Linked DNA regions of Homo sapiens: all the other regions are linked to region 1. The links are chromatin loops, found by intact Hi-C in ENCODE. Cell type or tissue: Caco-2. All regions are shown on one strand.

What was found. Hi-C counts contacts between places; a loop is a spot of excess contacts. Peaks named below come from ENCODE experiments on the same cell type or tissue, not always from the same donor. Only the 100,000 strongest peaks of a DNase experiment are listed, where the experiment ranks them.
Region 2: a loop joins it to region 1, with 2.6 times the contacts of the local background. A loop is called at or near these places in 4 of 110 quality-filtered maps.
Region 3: it touches region 1 in a loop (2.5-fold over the local background); 27 of 110 quality-filtered maps call a loop at or near these places.

Annotation. Positions count from the first base shown.
Region 1 is chr5:159,463,126-159,465,625 of GRCh38, forward strand. It overlaps LINC01845 (long intergenic non-protein coding RNA 1845), which reads right to left. Exons shown (of 7, transcript NR_027110.2): 2 at 1,093-1,212. Among named protein-coding and RNA genes, the nearest start is that of LINC01845, 1.9 kb to the right of the region's middle. In Caco-2, no CTCF peak of the experiment used is centred here; a DNase peak (open chromatin) is centred at 1,126.
Region 2 is chr5:159,570,691-159,573,190 of GRCh38, forward strand. LOC105377684 (a long non-coding RNA gene) reads left to right here. Exons shown (of 20, transcript XR_941139.3): 9 at 2,497-2,500. Among named protein-coding and RNA genes, the nearest start is that of LINC01845, 110 kb to the left of the region's middle. In Caco-2, no CTCF peak of the experiment used is centred here; a DNase peak (open chromatin) is centred at 1,361.
Region 3 is chr5:159,509,286-159,511,785 of GRCh38, forward strand. It overlaps LOC124901123 (a long non-coding RNA gene), which reads right to left. Exons shown (of 2, transcript XR_007059022.1): 1 at 2,300-2,500. Among named protein-coding and RNA genes, the nearest start is that of LINC01845, 44 kb to the left of the region's middle. RefSeq lists an enhancer at 641-1,141. In Caco-2, no CTCF peak of the experiment used is centred here; a DNase peak (open chromatin) is centred at 1,226.

The DNA.
Region 1 (2,500 bases):
TCCTTGGTGGGCCTCTGGTCCCCTGTTTGTGAAACGAAGAGTTTGGATGACAGAGTCTCTAAAGTCCTTTTCAAATCTGTGGCAGAGTTAGAGAGGCAGAGTGGGGAAAAGCGTCCTGGAGTTCAAATCCCTGCTCAGTCCCTTCCTGCATGTGGAATGTTGGAACTATAATCACAATACCAGCAAAAGAGTGTTGATTATCTACTAAGTGCCAGACATTATGCTGAATCCTAGAAACACTGAGGCGATCCTATGAAGTAGGTACTGCAATATCTCCATTTCATTGTTGAGGCAACGGGAGCATAAAGGGACTAAGTGACTTGCACAAGGTCATATGGAGCAGGATATTTTGGATCCAGGTAGTCTGACTTCAGCATCTGCACTTCTACCCACCACCATCTTCACCCATAAGATGGGATAACTGCCCACCTTATAGCGTTATAGTGAGGATGAAAGGTTGTCCTGAATCAAAGTGCTTAGCATGGATAGTTCCTGACCCATAGTAATAGCTTGTGAAGTAAATTGGGTTTGTTTAACTGGAGAAGCTAATGAGAATAGGAGACTTAATTATTGCCTTCAAATATATGAAAGATTTTTAATGATTCACTTATGTTTGATGAATATCAAGCCTCCACAGAGCCAGACTAAATGCTTTGTATTATTCTTAAGTCTGTGTCATCCAGGAAGAAAATTCAATTTAAACAGGAGAAATTTAATTAGACATAAAAATAACTTGACCTTCATACTGGGTATAAAATTTCAGAATAAATGATTGCAATTAGCTGTGAAGTTTGTATACATGATGTTGAAATAGAGAATTACTATTTGAAGGCCTGCCATGGACAATTGTGCAAGTTGTTTACTGCACGTAACCAGGGACTGCCATTTACACCATAGTCTATGTGAATGGTACCCTCTGGAGATGTGCAATACATAATTTGCATATCCTTTTATCCTGACTATTAACCCTGAAATGTTTAGATTGAGGCTGGTCCCATTCTAGCTGTAGGAATCCATGGCTTTGAATGAAAGTTGAGAGTTCAGACAATTATCTAAGAAAGGTAAATATGTGTTTTGTACAATATGACTCACCACTCAGGATTCCATGGCAGTCACAGATAGTAGACCAAGGCCTCAGAATCTTCTCAATGCAACACTCCAGGGAATTGCTATCAACAAATCAGATCTGCCACTTTATCTAAAACACAAAAGCTGTTTAACATAGTGATCAGAAGCCTAGGCTGGAGCTATAATGACTGGGTTCAAATCTAAGCTCTGATACTTATTAAACTGATGACCTTTGAATCAGAAAGGAAGCATTTTACTGCAAATAATAGAAACCAAACTAAAAGTGTGTTAACAATAAGAAAAAATTGTTAGCCCCCTTTTTATAACCTAAGAAGCATGCACACGTGTGTATACACACACATACATTTTATATTTTTAACATCTCTGATATGAGGTATGTTATGCAATTGCTGTTGCTAAGCATTGCCTGCCCTTGTGCTTCGAACCTGCAGAATGGTGATGGCCTCTTGGGAACAACTCCAGAGATTACAGAAGGGCACTTTCTTAAGAAACACAGCATCACCAATGTTCTTCATGTTACAGAGGACAAGCGTATGTGGAAAAACTAGAACATTGATAACTCTGATTGGACAAGTGATTCAAGAGAGTTTGACTCAATGTAAAGCAGATTTAGGAATACCTTGACTAATTTACTTTATTTATGTATGTATTTATTTATGTATTTATTTATTTTTGGAGATGGAGTCTCACTCTGTCATCCACGCTGGAGTGTAATGGCGCTATCTTGGCTCACTGCACCCTCTGCCTCCTGGGTTCAAGCAATTCTCCTGCCTCAGCCTCCCAAGTAGCTGGAACTACAGGCGCACGCCACCACACCCGGCTAATTTTTGGTATTTTGGTACAGACGGGATTTCACTGTGTTGCCCAGGCTGGTCTCAAACTCCTGAGCTCAGGCAATCTGCCTGCCTTGGCCTCCCAAAGTGCTAGCATTACAGGCATGGGCCACTGTGCCCAGCTAAATTTACTTTAAATTAGTAAATTTATATTTAAATTTAAATGCACAGGAGTGATATGTGGTATAAAAAATCTAGGCATAAGTAAATCTAAATGGACTTTTTCATTAGCTATATTCAAAAATTCTAAAAGTATATTCTAAAAATATATTCTAAAAATTCTAAATGATAATATAGCATCATAGTTAATTTGACAGCATTACAATTTTTTTTAGTCAGAGACAATGTAATGGTGCATCTCACAATTGATGGCATCTTAAATGAGAAGAAATGTGGCATATCATATTACAAGGCCAGAGAAAAGACAGTGCTGGGGTTGGCCAATTTGGCAGCTTAATAACATTGTTAAGGACAAATTTCTTTTTATTCTTTTAGGCTGTCATCCTCCTTCTATCAGCTTGTTCTTTGAGCTGACTCCTCTTGTTACTGGCTGGGAAGTCTTGACTATGAGTTGTTCA
Region 2 (2,500 bases), 110 kb after region 1:
CATCTCTACTAAAAATATAAAATAAAATAAAATAAAATTTGACCATTCTAGTTAGTGTGTAGCAGAATGTTATTTGATTTGGCTTTTGACAATTTGATTATGGTTTCTCTAGGTGTCAGTCTCTTTGGCTTTATCTTACTTGGAGTTTGTTGAGCTTCTTGGATATGTAGGTTAATGTCATTGTTGGTTTTTTTTTTTCGTCAAATGGAAAATTTGGTGATTATTTCTCCAAATACTCTTTCTACCCCTTACCTACCTTGTCCCCACTCCCATTTGGCATCTCTTGGTATGCTTGGTGTTATTTCATGGGTCTCTGATGTTCTGTTGATTTTCCTCCATTTTCTTCCCTTTTTATTCTTCAGACTGAGTCATTTCAATTGACCTATCAAGATGCTAATTAATATTTGCAAATTCTTTCTTTAGCCAGTTCACATATGTGGTAGAGCCCCTCTGGTGGATTTTCGCTTCAGCTATTATGCTTTTCTACTCCAGAACTTGTATTTGGTTCTTTTACATAATTTCTATCTCCTTAGTGATAGTCTCTATTTGGTGAGCTATTAGTCTCATAATTTCCTTTAGTTTTTTGGACATGGCATATTTTAGTTCTTTAAAGACATTTAAAATAACTGATTTAAATTATTTGTCTAGTAAGTCTAATGTCTGTGCTTTTTCAGACAGTTTCTATTGTTTGCTTTTTTTCCCTGTATATGGGTCATATTTTCTTATTTCTTTACATATTTCATAATTTTTTGAAAACTGTTATTTTAAATAACATAATGCTGCAAATCTGGAAGTCAGTTTCTCTCCCCTTTCTAGGATTTTTTGTTGTTGTTGCTGCTTTCTGTTGTAGTTATTGTTTGTTTAATGAACTTTACTGACCTAATTCTATCAAATCTGCATTCTTTGTTGAGGGTGGCCACTGAAGTCACAGCTTAATTAGCTTACTGGACAGCTAATGACTGTGCAAATATTGTCTTAAGTGCCTAGAACAAATAAGTCACCCAGTTTTTGCAAAGCAGCTATGTGTGAATACAGGAGCATTCTCTGAACACTTAGCAAGAGAGTTGACAGCTCCACCTCAGCCCTCAATTTTCTCTTTCATGGAGCCTCATGGTCAGCCAGAAGTGAGAGCTTAGGGCCTTCTCAGGCCTTTCCTGTCACTGTCCCATGCACATGGCTTCTTAGATATTCAGGAATATGTCAGAGCTTTTCAGAGCCCCTATGGACATCTCATTCCTCAGATTTTCCCTTTAGGCTCTTTGGTTAATCAATTGTTTGCCCAAGCTTTATCCAGTACCTCAGACAGCCATGATGATAAGCAGCTGCCAGTAACTATCTCTGACAAATGCCCCCAGGGAGGCACTGGCTGCGCTCTGACTCAGGTAAATAAATACAGCCTTGCTATTGAAGTCTTCCAGGGAACCACCAGACAGGTCAAATGACAATTCTCTGGGAGTGGGATTTTAAAGGAGCTCTAACCCTACCTATTCTGCCCCTTCCAGTGGCTGCCAGGTTGCTGGTTTTCACTGTGATGTGGGGCTGTTAGTTTTCAAGGCTAAAGTGAAGCTGGAGAATGGGGATGGGAGTAGGTCAACTTACAATGCCACAAAGCTCATTGTTCTTCATAAGGTTCACCTGTTTTTCTTGAATAACTGCTTCCCAGATTCACACAAGACTTTGGTTAATTCCTAGAATTCTGAAAGAGTTAATCCTGACCATTATTGCAAGTTTTCTCATTGCTTTTACAGAGGAATTTTCAAAGACGCTTACTTTGCCATTTTTCTCACTTGGCTTTATTTTGCATTGTCCTAATGACTGATGATATTGAAGAGCTTTTCATATGCTTTTTTGTCATTCTCATAGACTGGGGAAACATCTGCCTAAATCTTTTTACATTAAAAAATTACATTACATTCTTGTTAATGAGTTTTGAAAATTCTTTCTATATTTTGTATACAAACATATCTCTCTACCAGAGATATGTTTGGCCAATATTTTCTCCCAGTTTGTAGCATGTATTTTCAGTTTTGTAACGGTATATTTTATAAAGCAATTTATTTTTATTTGGCTGAAGTCTAATTTATCATTTTTTTTTCCTTTTATGGTTAATGCCTGTGTCCTGTCTAAGAAATCCTTCCCTAACCTAAGGTCACAAGGTTTTCTTCTAGAAGTCTTATAATGTTAGTTTTATGATTAGGTTTATGATCCACTTTGAGTTAATTTTTGTATCTGGTGTGAGGTTCATTTTTGTAAAGGTATATTCACTTGTTCATGAACCATTTATTGAAAAGACTATCCTGCTCCTCATTAAATGTCTTTCACACCTTTATCAAAAATCAATTTACCATATGTAGTGATTCTATTTCTGGATCCTCTATTCTGTCTCATTTTTGTGTATGTCTATGCTTACACCATTATCACACTGTTTAATTAAAATAGTAAGTCTTGAAATTATATGGTATAAGTCTTCTAATTTTGTTTTTTTTTTTTTGATAGGTGC
Region 3 (2,500 bases), 46 kb after region 1:
CCCTTGAATTTTACCTCTGAGTGCTAGGAGAGAGAAATCTTTGTTTCCTTGGGAGTTGCAAATCTAGGTTGATGAAGCCTGGAGCTGCCCATGCCACGTCTCCTGCAGTGTGAATAAAGCTCTGCTATGTGAGGAAAGAATGAGTCCAACAGATGGAGAGAAGCAGAGATCTGAGATATGGAATGAGATGGGGTGGGAGAGGAAGGAGAGAGGGAGAGACGATATCATTATTTGAATTCCTGAGGACAGCTCTAGTCCTAGCCTTTGTGGATATGAGCCAGTAAATTCTAATTTTTCTTTATGCCAGATTGGGTTAGGTTTCTGTTCCTTGAATTCGAGGGTCCTGATAAATTCATCAGTTTATTTAAAGTAACTGTTACATTATAAATGAGAGTTGTGTATATGTTGCAACAAAATCCCAACAGTTAGTTTAAGTTGCTAATAAGGAATGGATTCCTATACTGAACTCCTTCTAAGAGCACAGAGGTCTGGGGTTACAGAGCCCCTTCTATGTTTGTATCACTGGAACCTAGCATAGAGCTTGGCACATGGAAGTTCTCAATATGTATTTGGAGAACACAGTAAGGCACGAGAGAGAATCTGATTGGCTCAATGGGTCAGTACCATCCAGCACAGGAGAGTCCTACTGGCTGGACCACGGTTCCCACATGGGCCAACATCTTGGCTACCTATGGGTTAGGAACCTCACCCACGGTCTGGCCAGCTGTGAGTAGAGAATAATAACTTCTGGTGTAGAAAATCACCTCTTTTTCTCATGGTGTAGAAAATAACCCCTTTTGTTAAATATTTATTTAAATTTGACTATGGGTATGGCAGGTACTCTGAGTCTCACAAAGGGAACAGAATAGCAGACAAGTGCTTCACTTGGCTTGTTCAGGCCGTGTGAGTCCTCCCATTAAATCCCTCAGTGAGGGGTCTGAAGAGCGACCGGGGAAGTTCCAGAAAATGCTGGTCTGCTTCCTGCCGAGGGTCTGCCCTTGAGCTTCTCTTCCAGAGGAGAACCGTGACTCTGACCAAGGGGGCAGTTCTGGGAAACTGTGGGAGCCTGCAGCAAATGACAGAAAAGGGGCTGACTCCAGAGTGACCCTGCCAGGCCTTCTGGTGAGAAACACGCCCCTTGCTATGGTGAGGCCGGCCACAGCCTGACACTGCCTCTGCTGGGGATGAGAGCATGGGGAAGCAACAGCATTCCAGTGTCAGCCTGGCTCTGGCTGTGCCCCAGGCCCTGTTCCCACTGTAAGCTGACACTGGCTGGGAGGGGCCTCTCATCTCCTCTTTGAGGGCTCCAGGGCAGAGTCTGTTCTCAGATTTGAGCAGCAGCCTGTGGATGCTGCAGAGAGTGTGAAGAAAGCAAACCAACCTCTGTGGGCCCAGTGAGTCGGGTAGGGCCCTCTGATTTGTGTCTGAGAGGTTGGCGTTTGCAGTAGATTTTAGTCTTGACCTTGTCGACTTGGCAACAGGGTTAAATGGGAGACAGTGAACTGTATCTGGAGGGTCTGGATTGGGGCCTGAAGGCCTAGGGGTTAGCCCAGTTCTCTCTGTAAGCTGTTTTGGGGCCAGGGGCCAGCCTTTGGTACCTGGGCCTCAGGCTCCTCAGTGGTAAATTGAGGAGGTTTGTCGGGCCATGTGCACTTGGAGGTTCCTTCCAACCTGAGTAATCCCCACTCACCATCAAGTAATGGCTCTAAATTCATTTGCTCTGTGGAGATAACCAATATGGAAAAGATTGGCCTCAAATTTAACTTTTTTTTATAGGCAGTAAAGGATAGATGAGAAGTAACATTATTCCAAATAGAATGACAGGAATAATAATTATTACAGTAATAACAATAACAAAACAATGCTTTCAAAATAGTCACTGTAGGCCAGGTACTCTAATCAAGATTTTACATACCTTACCTTATTTATTCCTTTCCAACACTCCCCTGGGTGGATATCATGGTACTTGTTTAGGAGACGAAACTATTGAGGTGCAGAGAGGCTCAGTTACTTGCCCAACAGCTCATTGTTCAAAGGTAGCAGTGCTGGGATTTGAACCCAGGGTCCACTTGATTCTAAAGCCTACATTCTCACCTCCTCCGTTATCAGGTAGGTGAGAGGTGCCTTCTACTTTCTGCTGTGAAAGTGCAGATACAGAGGAGCAGCAGCTGTCCACTTGCTTCTCCAGTGTTCATATGTCATAAATCCCTCAGGGATGTAGCCTTAGACTTATTGTTCCTACCCCATTACTGGCCATTCCCTACCATCCCCACCAAACCCATGCTCCTTCTCCACTCACCACTTCTCCACAGGTCACAGTGGTCTGTGCCTCAGAGCCTTCATAGGTGCTGGTCCTTGTTCTTGAAACCCTAGTCATCTCTCTTACTTCTGGAACATTCCTACTCGGCAAGGTTCAGATGCCGTCTCCCTTTTAAAAGATGCTCTGATTTTCAAATAGCCACAGCCCACTTTTGCTTCTGTCATAGTCTGTATCATGTTC